Linked DNA regions of Mus musculus: region 2 is linked to region 1. The links are chromatin contacts, found by Hi-C or POLR2A ChIA-PET in ENCODE. All regions are on one chromosome and are shown on one strand. Each heading gives the region's core, a stretch centred on a gene start or an enhancer-like site at or near the end of the contact. The rest is flanking DNA. Distances are from core to core; before and after follow the strand shown. Region 1 holds the start of Arg2 (arginase type II). Region 2 holds the start of Vti1b (vesicle transport through interaction with t-SNAREs 1B).

Region 1 (6,334 bases), core at 872-3,371:
CATGGCCCCGCATAAAAGGGACACATTAGACGATTTCATTATTCCTGATTCTGAAGGATGAGGGCCCTTGAAATGGCTTCATGATCATCAACTGTTTCAGAGTAAGAGTTGACATCTGTAGTTCACCCTGATTCTGCATTCCTGTCGCCAAAGCTTTCTATCGACTGTGTAAATCATAGTCACAGCAGCAGAAAAGATTTGTGAATGGTGCTTGAGACAACTGGGGACATGCTAGCCGTATTTGGGTCAGATACCAAACAGGTATTGAAATGTGATGCCACAGTACTAATAGTTCTCCACTAACTGTAGACATGGTGTTTATCTCGGAATTCTGATTTATTTCTGGTCCTAAAAGTCTAAACACTACCTTAATTACAACACAGAAAATTGCAAATCTGACTTCAAGGAATGCCTGTAAAAATGCACAGATCTATCTAGCTCTTACCTCATCTGCAAGGAGTCAGAACTCTTCCATGGAGGAGGCTAGCTAGGAACTGCTTTGAACAAGTCACCCAAGTGATTTCATAATTAGGTAGTTTTGGGGAAAAAAAAAAAAAAAACATCTACATCAGGGTTACAATAATACAAACCCACTAGCCCCAGAGAGGAAATGGTTTGGAAAGAGGCAACACGTGTGGTGGATGACTCAGGCTTGGCTCAAGTCTGAGTTAGGAAAGCTACCTTGTAACCAGGAAAGGTTAACTGAGCAGTTAGCTCTTGAGCGAGCTAGAATCCTTAGCTGCACTGGCAGTACACTGGCAGTACACTGTTCCAGGACCTACTTTGCTCTGCTTCACTTTCCCCAACACTATCTGCAAGAAGACTTCCTCTGAAGATTCCCTGATAGATGTTTATCTGCAGAAGGAATCCAAAGGATACCAGATGGGAACAAATTACAGGTGCCAAGCTGCTACCACAGGATCAGGATAGAAGAGATGAGATTCTGAACAGGTTTTTTCCCCTTCCGGAACAAACACAGAAATCCAACCACTTACCCAACCTGGAGAGCCTCTTCAGCAAGCCAGCTTCTCGAATGGCAGCTGGACCATATTCCACTCCTAGCTTCTTCTGTGAATCATACAAACCCCACAGACATAAGAGAAGGTGAGGAAAGGAGCAGAAACACTTTGACACAGAAATCTCTGCTGCTACCCGGAGCTCCTAAAAGACTCCTCTGCAAACCTTTCACAGCATCAAAACTTCTACTGTAGAAGGCTGATCGTTTCACTAAATGCTTAATGGGCGGAGGGAAGATTCTGTTCTTGAAAGCAAATCAACCTTCTGAGTCCCTCACTGAGAGCCAGACCAGGAAAGTCTCGGATCAGGAAAGGGCTCAGTGAGCTTTGATCCGGTACCTGTATCTGGCAGAACGCGGCACCTAGCTTCCCCATCAGTGAGTGCGCCCTCCGCGACAGCAGGTTCCTTTCATTGAAGGCAGAACAAAGCCCCTTCGTCCCTCCCGCAGTTGCAGAGACCGACATCAATTTCTTTCCAGGTTAATGCTCTTTCTGCAAGAATAGAACCTGAAGCCTGCCTTAATCCCCGGTCACCGTCTCTAACCTCCTCTCCGACAATTTCTCAACGATCCCGGTTTTGCCTTCTCCAGCTCCTCCATGGAATCCTCTCTCTTTTCCTTCCTGTCATCACCCCAAAGCTGGAAATGCCCACTCTCCGTCGTCCTGGAGGCCGCAGATGCTCGCTTCTCGATGCCCACTTCCCTCCCTCTCGATGCCCAGTGCCCTCTCTCACCCCCTTGCCTTCCATCAGTCCCTCATCTCCATCTGGGTCCAGGAAAACCCAACGTGCGCTCCACGTACCCGCCATGGGATCCCGCGAGCTCTTCCCCCCGTTTTTTCCCCCCTCCTCCCTCCTGGCCCCAAGAAACTCTCTAGGCTTAGTGTCCCGTCAGCTCGGGTCGCAGCTCTCACCTGTCCCCGAGAGAAAGGGGCTCCGACTATAGCTACAGAGTGGACGGATCTCGTCAGGACGCAAGGAATTTGCCCGTGGAGGAGACGGGAGGCGCTGCTCCTCAGGAACATGATTGGCAGGGAGGGGATTACCCTAGGAGAACCGGCTCGGTGCAACTCAGGACCTCGAGTGAGTGCAGCCTCCCACAGCTTCGATGCTTCACTAGGCGAGCGCACCGCCCTGTGACGTCAGCATCTCTCGGACACGCCTCCAACCAGCCCCCGGCGCACCTTCTCGGAGGACTACAGCTCTCCAGGGCCTGGGACGCGCCTGCCGTTAAGTCACCATTGGACCTGTCCTCTCTTTCCCTGGACACGCTCCCCCCGCCCCCGATGCCTAAGCCACCAAGGCGGATACCATAAAGCCGCTGATCAGAGTGGCACCTGTGTGGTTTCCCGGGAAGCAGCGTCCCTGCCAGGTTGGAGACCTCAGTGGAACTTGAGAACTTGACACATGTACCCGCCCCAGGCGCTATCTCGGCTGAAGAGTTGGCACTGGCCGTGGCCTGCCCGCACCCGGGGTCATCTGCTAACCCACACCAAGTCAGCATCCATCTGCAGCTTTCTATCTCAAAGCTTAAAATCCTAGAAACATTTACCCCATCAGTGTCCTCTTGAGTCTGGCTTTTTAAAAACTCACCTACCTTGGATCTTTGGGGAGAATTTAGAATTTACCAAGCAATTACTTTCTAGATTTTTTTTTTAATTTTTTTAAACAAAATTTTATTTCCTTTTCAGATTTTTTTAAATGTGTATGAGTGTTTTGCCTGTATATATGTTTGTGCACCACAGACATTCATGGTGCCCAGGGAAGTCAGAAGTGGATATAGGATTTGCTGGAACTAGAGTTACTACAGACCTTTATGAGCCACCATGTGAGTGCTGAGAATCAAACCCAAGCCCTTAGCAAAAGTAACAGATGCTCTTAACTGTTCAGCTACCTCTCTGGGCCCCTGTTTTCAGTTCTTTACATGAACAATAAGAGCACTGGTTACTAGAGGCCAACTATATCAACACATTCTGATCATTCTAAATTAAAAGGAGGCTGAAACAAATCCAAAAATATCAAGGAGCTTTTCATGGTTTTAATAGTAAATAGTGGCTGATGGCCCTGCAATTACGGACACACATTGCTCTTGCAGAGGACCTGGTTTTTGCAGAGTTTTATGCATAGCCATTAACCCCAGCTTCTGGGGAATCCGATGCTTCTTGCCTCCACAGACACAGCAAGCTAGGGGAGATAGAAGGATCTGCATTCTTTGTTGTAAGCACAAGTTTACAGTATGATAAAATGGACATATTGAGTGTTTCATACAGTGGCAAGATTGTCTAACACTGTACTCTTAACTGTGACTCTGTAGCCTGCTGTAGTGGCTATTCCTGGTTGTCAACTTGACAATATTTGGAATGAACTACAATCCGGAATTGGAAGGCTCACCAGTGACCCTTATCTGGAGGCTTGGAGATCCTTATCTGGATCTTGGTTTGAAGATCTTGAGCCGTAGTGGCTATGGATTCCAGAAGATTGAATCTCCGAGTTAAGGAACACACCTTTAATCTGGGCTATGCCTTTCATCTGGGATTAAAGGTGTGGTGGAACACACCTTTAATCCGGGCTACACCTTTTGCTGGAGACAATATAAGGACATTGGAAGAAGGGAGTCTAGCTCTTGCTCTTGCTCCTTCGCCTGCTTGCTGCGTGAGACTGAGTAACTGCTAGATCCTTGGACTTCCATTCACAGCTGCGACTGAACCATTGTTGGGAATTGGGCTGCCGACTGTAAGTCATCAATAAATTCCTTTACTATTTAGAAATTATCCATAAGTTCTGTGACTCTAGAGAACCCTGACTAATACAGAAGTTGGTACCAGGAGTGGTTCTAGAGTAACAGAAGTACAAGGATGAATCTTTTAAAATACTGGAATTGGCTTGTTGATCCACCAGCACTTTCAACTATTGAAACCTCTCCAGATTCTCTCCCTCCTGGGAGCTCAGAGAATTTTGAAGACCCATGGTTGAAACTATATTCCGAACTTAAAGAAGCTAATGCCCTTGATTTTCTTAATGAATTAGGTGATTCAGTGCACAAAGCTTTCTACAAGATGGGGAAAAAATCGAAAAATGATTTTACTGGCTGGCTGCTCTTAGTATCTGTGGAAAAAATGATGAATGAAAGGAAGGAGTTGTGTGATAAAATCGAAAGGCTCCAGACACAAGTAAACGATCTAAAAGTTGCTAAGTGTGTCCTTGAGGAGAATCTTCTCTCTTGTAGCAATAGAGCTCAAGTTGCAGAAAATCAAACAGAAACTCTCATTGTAAGGTTGGCTGAACTACAGAGAAAATTCAAGTCTCAGCCTCAGAGTGTGTCGACAGTTAAAGTAAGGGCTCTAATTGGCAAAGAATGGGATCCTACAACATGGGACGGGGATGTGTGGGAAGACCATGTTGAAGCTGAGAATTTTGAATCCTCAGATTCTCAAGGGTTTGCCCCACCTGAGGAAGTAGTACCCTCAGCCCCACCTCTTGAAATAATGCCTTCCCCACATGAGAAAATTAATTTTGCAGAGTCTGCTCACGGCCCACCAATAGTTTCTTCTAGACCTGTAACCAGACTCAAAGCAAAACAGGCTCCTAGAGGGGAGGTAGAAAGTATAGTCCATGAGGAAATTCGCTACACTACTAAGGAGCTTAATGAGTTTGCTAATTCATTCAAGCAGAAACCTGGTGAATATGTGTGGGAATGGATTTTAAGGGTGTGGGATAAGGGTGGAAGGAACATAAAACTAGAGCAGGCTGAGTTTATTGACATGGGTCCTCTGAGTAGAGATTCTAGGTTTAATACGGAAGCTCGCATAGTTAAAAAAGGTGTCAAAAGTTTGTTTGAATGGTTGGCTGAGGTGTTTATCAAAAGATGGCCTACTGGAAATGACTTGGAGATGCCTGATATTCCGTGGCTTAGTGTTGATGAAGGGATTTTAAGACTTAGGGAAATTGCAATGCTAGAGTGGATATATTGTGTAAAGCATAATTGTCCACAATGGGAAGGTCCAGAAGATATGCCTTTCACCAGCTCTATAAGACGCAAATTGGTGAGAGGGGCACCAGCACATTTGAAGGGTTTTGTTCTTTCCCTTTTCCTTGTGCCAGATCTTAGCATTGGAGATGCTTCTGCTCAATTAGATGAATTAAATTCACTGGGTTTAGTTGGATCCCGAGGTAACAAGGGCCAGGTGGCAGCATTGAATCGCCGGAGACAAGGTGATCCTAGTTATTATAATGGACAGCGTAGACAAAAGAATGTTTATAATAACATACCCAGTAATGGTCAGCACAGGAGAGGTGAAATTTATAATGGCATGACTCGCTTGGACCTTTGGTACTGGCTAATCAATCATGGTGTTTCCAGGAATGAAATACATAGGAAGCCTACTGCATATTTGTTTGATCTGTATAAGCAGAAAAATTCTCAAACAAATGAAAGAAAGGCTACATTAGATCGTGGTAAACAGCAATCTCGGCCAGTGAATCAATTTCCAGACTTGAGACAGTTTGCAGATCCGGAACCCCTTGAATGAAGGGGTGGCCAGGTTCCTCTGAGGAAGGATCTTGATAAGACACTCAAAGGTTTTGCTGTTACCCTTTCTCCAGTTCTTCCCCAGAGGGACCTACGGCCTTTTACAAGGGTAACTGTACACTGGGGAAAAGGAAATAATCAGACTTTTCGGGGTCTGCTGGATACTGGTTCTGAGTTGACACTGATCCCAGGGGATCCCAAGAAACATTGTGGCCCTCCAGTTAAAGTAGGGGCTTATGGAGGGCAGGTGATTAATGGAGTTTTGACTGATGTCCGACTCACAGTAGGTCCAGTAGGTCCCCGGACACATCCTGTGGTGATTTCCCCAGTTCCAGAATGTATAATTGGGATAGATATACTCAGAAATTGGCAGAATTCTCATATTGGTTCCCTGAACTGTAGAGTGAGGGCTATTATGGTTGGAAAGGCCAAATGGAAGCCTTTAGAGTTGCCTCTGCCAAAGAAAATAGTGAATCAAAAACAGTATCGTATTCCTGGAGGAATTGCAGAAATTACTGCCACTATCAAGGACTTGAAAGATGCAGGGGTGGTGGTTCCCACCACATCTCCATTTAACTCTCCTATCTGGCCAGTGCAGAAAACAGATGGATCATGGAGAATGACAGTTGATTACCGAAAACTAAATCAGGTAGTAACTCCAATTGCAGCTGCTGTACCAGATGTAGTTTCCTTACTTGAGCAAATTAACACATCTCCTGGCACCTGGTATGCGGCTATTGATCTGGCAAATGCCTTCTTCTCAGTACCTGTCCATAAGGACCACCAGAAGCA
Region 2 (5,832 bases), core at 715-3,214, 42 kb before region 1:
TGACAGGACCACAATCTTTAACTTCTAATATTTGTAAATTAATAAATTTATGGGTTTGTTCTGACCAATAAACGTATTTTAAAATTAGTTTATGGGGATATTGGAAAATTTTTGACAATGCAGTGATTAATTAAAATAATATTTCACTTAATTTATATTCACTTGTCAATGAAAACAAAGGTTCTTTTCAATTACCTTGTTTTTAATTCTAGATTATAACTGTTAGAATTAAATGAAAGTAATTGTAGCTTAAAGAAAACACAGTTATGCAGTTATTTCCCATTCTATTGGATGCCTGTGTCCCAGAATCACTATAGTACACCTAAAATGCAAGTGTCGTTAATTTGGTTTGTGATCACCAGACCAATCATCAAATCATTTTCTACTTACGTGACACCGACCAAAGGTCACTGTTTCCACATCTCTCGGTCTTGGCAGGAGCTCCTTTTTATATCTATTTCTGCGACAGAAAGATAAGACTTGGGGTTGAAGAAATGTCACAGTTCTTTGGATCACACACAACTCTTAACAGCATGGCAGGCAGCCCACCTGTAACTCCAGCTCCAAAAGACCCAACACCCTCTTCTGGGCTCCACAGGCAGGGCACTTGCCCTCACATGTGTTCATACATATTCAAGTATAAATTTTTTAATTTTATGTTTTTTGGGCATGGTTTCTCTATATGGTCTGGCTGTCCTGCAATGTGCTCTGTAGACCAGGCTGGCCTCGAACTCAGTGATCCATCTGCCTCTGTCTTCCAAGTGCTAGGATTAAAATTGAACAACAACACTCTTGAACTACCTTTTAATTTTATAAGAAAAATATTAAGACTTCGCACCACTGCTAACAACATCAGACTTTGTCATCCCTGCACACTGCGTTTTGTTTTTATTTTTTCATTGAATTTAACGGTTGGTGGATTCAAGCTTGTAAAACCCAGGGCTTCAAAGACAAAAATCACCAGGAACCCACTCCCACACACACCTTAGAAGATGGACTATAGGATTTGCTTATGCTAGATAAGTGTTGTACCCCTCGGTAACACCCTTTTATATATATATATATATATATATATATATATATATATATATATATATATATATATATATATTTCCATGTATAAATATTGAATCACCACGAAAACTTTTGTGAGTGGGCCCTTTGTTGGAAACCCTGCCAACAGTATACACAGGGGTTTATATCTATGGAAGGACAGAAAGGACTTCGTAATTGTTGATATATTTCACATAAGGGCAGATAAGATGGGTCTGTCTTCCACACCAAATCATACATTACCCAAGGGCAGAGACAAAATTACTTTGATCAATATATAACTTTGGTTTATCAAAATGTCTATTCTTAACATGTTGTGAATGAGAACCCGGGGCAGCCTAATGGTCTGGACTGGTTCAGCCGCTAAAAGCTGTGGGTATTCTGGGATCACACTGCCCATTTTCCGGTTCTGAAAACATGTGACCCTGGCCACTTAATCTCTCCACTTTTATTAGAGTTATACCATCCGAGGGTAGGCAGGCCTCTGCTCATCTATCTAGGGCTGAGACTGAACATTTAGACGGGATATGAAGTCAGGTGGCAGAAGGAACTGCGATGACAGCGAGGGGCGTGTGCTAGCCAGTCTGCGCAACACCGCTGGCACTCCGGGCCCTCCCTGCACGGCCGTCCTCCCTCACTTAACTACAATTCCCAGTATGCACTGCAGGACCGGCGGGCCCGGATGAGGCGGCCGAGGCGCCAGTCCCGCGGGCTCCCTCGGGCCCTTCCCTTTGGTACCTCCTCTGTGCCCACTGTTTGTCTCCAGGTCGGAGCCACCGGCTCGTCTTGGCGCGAGACCGCGCCCCTGTAGTAGCTGAGTGTCGTCCCCGCCCCGGCTTCTTGTCAGGCTTTGGCGCCCGGCGCCCGTGCAGTGACAAGCAGGGGGAGGGCGTCCGGCTCCGAGGACCCCGGAAGCGCCTGATTCCGGGAGGCCGAGGTGCGGCTGCAGTGATGGCTTCGGGGCTGGGCAGCTGATTGCTGAGGTGGGAGTGGGCCCAGCGCCCGGTGGCCGCAGCTCACGCGCAACCTGCGCCATGGCCGCCTCCGCCGCCTCCTCCGAGCATTTCGAGAAGCTGCACGAGATCTTCCGCGGCCTCCTTGAAGACTTACAAGGGGTGCCGGAGCGGCTGCTGGGGACCGCGGGGACAGGTGAGGCGGGGGCGGGACCAGGCCGGGAGGACTCCGCAGGGTGCAGGATCCCAAACACCGACCCGGGGCTCCCCGCTTCCCCTTTGGGCACGCCCCCTGCTGCTGTCGGGCCCCGGACGCCCAGGGTGTGCTGCCTCTTGTGGTGACTGGGGGCGTGCAAAGGGATAGACATTAGGATGTCCTCTCCTAGCGAGCCTTTAGTTATCTTCCTCTCCCAGTAGCATAGGGCATTCTTCAATCTGTGCTCCTGTGACAAAACAAAAAACAAAAACAAAAAACAAAAAAAACCCTTAATTTGGAGTTGGGCATGTAGGAGTTTGGCATTTTGGTAGGCAATGAAATTTTAAAAATAGTTGTAACCATGGAGATTAGCTTATATGTGAGACAGTGGCGGGAGGTGAGGGGAGGAAGACAGCTACATTGGAGAGGAACCGGAAGTCTCACATTTAGACTTTTTTGACGTACTAGGGTAAATCCTTAAGGAACATAAGCAGCGGAGTAATGTGGATTTCATTTTAGAAGCAAGGCGGCGGATAGCTGGATAGAGGATGTGAGAATGGCTATAAGAGACTGTGTTAGGAGCTTCTATGACAGTTGACTGGGTAAGCATGCGAATCTGGAGAGTGAGCATTAAATCCAACAGGTGGTGCCGAGATTTATGAGACTGGTGGATGTGAGGAGGAAGATTGAGAAGGGGCCGTGTCTTCTCACGTGATCAGTTGAATGAATGAACTTAAATAAGAGGCGCATACTCGTTTGAGCTGGAGATGAGAATGTCTACCTGTGCATTAAAGATAACAGTGTATGACAAAATATTTTTCTGCCATTCAAGAGATTGCCAGTGGTGAACACTTTTAATCCCAGCACTTGGGAGGTAGAAACAGAATCTCAGTGAGTTCAAGGCCAGCCTGGTTTTACACAGCAACACAGAGTTCCAGACCAGCTAGATTCTTCTATCTTGAGACTCTATCAAAAATTAAAAAAAAAAAAAAAAAAAAAGGAAGGAAGGAAAGAAAAGAGTTCTAGAGTCAGATTATCTAAGTTACATACACCTTTTATTAGCTATGTGACTTTGCAAGTTATTTTAACCAAACTAGTTTCCACTATAAAGTAAAACGTAGCATCTGACTTCATGGAGTTTTTGTGGGGAGTAAATGAGATATGTAAAGCTATTAAAAACACCGTCTGGCAACAGTAAGAGCTACCAGCTATTATTAATATGTGTTTGTTGTTTTATTTAGAAATATTAGCTCTCTACACAGTTATTCTTAGGATGCTCTTTTTGCTTGCTTGTTTTTGTTTTTTTGGGTTTGTGTTTGTTTTTCAAGACAGGGTTTCTCTGTGTAGTCTTGGCTGTCCTGGAACTCTCTCTGTAGACTAGGCTGGCCTCAAACCACCTGCCTCTGCCTCCCAAGTGCTGGGATTAAAGGCTTGTATTGCCATTGCCCAGCCTCAGAACACTATTTTCTAATGTACTCATCACTTTGCATATTTATGATACAGTGTATTGTTTTTGTGTTACTAGGAAAGTAGTTTGGAATTGTAGTCTGTGAATCAGCCCATCAACACCATCTGGGAACTTGAGAACTGCACATGCTCAGGCCCCATTCTGACTCACAGAATCCAAAGCTTACGGCAAGCAGTCTGCCTTAACTACACTCGAGGGATTTCTAGTGCTGGCTTAAGTTTGAGAGCCAGTGAACTGGAAATGAAATAGTATTTTTGTTTGTTGTTTGTTTGTTTGATCGTTTAGCATGTGTCCTAAACTCCCTGGAACAGTACACAGCACATCCTAGGTATCTGACAAATATTTACTAGATATGTTTGGGGTGGTGGTGCATACCTTTAGTAGCACTTAGGAGGCAGAGGCAGGGAATCTCCATGAGTTCAAGGCCAGCCTAGAGTACACAGTGAGACCCTTTCTCAAATAAACTACATATTGTATTTGTTAAATTATTGTAAAAATCAATTTTTGGTTGTTAAAGGTCTTAGAAGGTCTATGAGGTCTTAGAAGAAAGTACCTGGGTATTGAAGCAGAATAATTTCTCTTTTTTTTTTTTTTCACATTTTCATTACTCTTCATATTGATGTATATACATTGGTTAAAACAACCAGAGTGAAAGAGATACTTATTTCCCCAAAGTATAGTCTGTATTCTCATGGCCCTTGAAGGGTAGCTGCCACCATGTATCCTAATTTAGGAGGGTTTTGTGGCAGTAACAGTTTTACCATGTATGGTAAGTATTAGCCTAATTATAGCATTCATCACCTACAGCTGTAATTTCTTATCTTGGCTTTGCATCATCTGAAGAGGTTTCTCTAAAGCCTCAGAAGGGATGGAATTTTGTCATCTGATTAATATGTTAAGTGCTAATAGTTATTGTTTCAGGTTTTGGTTTTCTGGTACTTGGAGACATTTGTCCTTGTGATAAAATTATTGACAGTTTTCCATTTTAATTTGCTTGAAGTCCAGTATCGATACCTGAGACCTCAGTTTTGTTTGTTGTGTGTATACATGTAGAGCTCAGAGGACAGTTTATGCTTTCTTGTTTTACTGCATGGGTCCTGGGGATTAAACAGATTATCAGGCTGCAGCAAACACCTTTACCTGGTAAGTCATCTATCCGGCCCTAAGATGCTGTCTCTTTAGAGCTAGGAAAGAAACAGAAGTGCCATGCAGGGCAGGCTGGTAAACACAAATCACTCACAGGTTACAGAAGTTCCATTACTTCCCACCCTGTATACTCTGCTGAATTGTGTTTTGCTCCAGGTCTATGCATTTACTTTGAGAATCAATGGTAGTGCCTAATATTTGAAAGTTCACTGTGTCTGGTGCTTGCTAAGTGCCCTCTGGAGTCAGCATTACTGCATTGCACTTACAGTCTCCCTGTCTAATGCATTAATATTCCATAAGAAGAGGGTTGTCAACATTAATGGTACATTACTTTGAGATCCTATGGCCTTAGGGAGGGCACTTGTCCAGGTTAGTTTCTTTTCTTTTTTCCTTTTCTTTTAGATTTATTTATTTATTTTATATCTAGTAGTACACTGTCACTGTCTTCAGACACACCAGAAGAGAGCATCTCGTCCCATTACAGATGGTTGTGAGCCACCATGTGGTTTTTGGCAATTGAAGTCAGGACCTCTGAAATAGCAGTCATTGCTCTTAACCCCTGAGCCATCTCTCCAGCCCCTTAGGTTCTAGTTTCTACAGCTGTAAAATGAGGTTGATAATTTCTGAGAACTATCCCAGCTCTAATGCTGATTGATATGTGAGACTGAAGCATCAAAAACAGCTAGTGACTCCTCAGTTCAGTAGAGACAAGCCTCTTTTGATTCTGAATATTTGCTTTTCTAACATCTATTTTCCTAGATGTTTTTCAGCCCTATGGGCTTTGATGGAGGTCTAGGGGCAGCACCAGCTGGCCTAAGTCATGGTGGGGGGTGTTAGGTCCTTCCAGCTTCACGAGATCAATTCTTGACTACCTTGCTATGAATGTCACTGATCCCTGGGTAGTGCAGCTTGACAGAGCCCTTTTGGGAATCACAGAAGCATCAAAGACACTCAATTTGAAAATGTCCCCGATGGTAGTTTGGAACTTCTTTATGGCTTTGTCCTTGGACATAAAC

The links. A loop is a pair of places that touch in the nucleus more often than their neighbours do. ChIA-PET counts read pairs that join two places held with the same protein, here RNA polymerase II (POLR2A).
Region 2: POLR2A ChIA-PET joins it to region 1 with 28 read pairs in Patski. The contact joins the promoter of Vti1b here to the promoter of Arg2 in region 1. A Hi-C loop is called at or near these places in 1 of 37 maps with a recorded cell type or tissue (gastrocnemius). POLR2A ChIA-PET finds 5 or more read pairs at or near these places in 2 of 5 experiments (Patski and embryonic stem cell).

What each region holds. Positions count from the first base shown.
Region 1 is chr12:79,126,575-79,132,908 of GRCm38, reverse strand. Arg2 (arginase type II) reads right to left here and starts at 2,121. Exons shown (of 8, transcript NM_009705.3): 1 at 1,929-2,121; 2 at 996-1,068. The coding sequence starts at 2,039.
Region 2 is chr12:79,168,590-79,174,421 of GRCm38, reverse strand. Vti1b (vesicle transport through interaction with t-SNAREs 1B) reads left to right here and starts at 1,964. Exons shown (of 6, transcript NM_016800.3): 1 at 1,964-2,202. The coding sequence starts at 2,088. Rdh11 (retinol dehydrogenase 11) reads left to right here. Exons shown (of 7, transcript NM_021557.6): 7 at 1-189.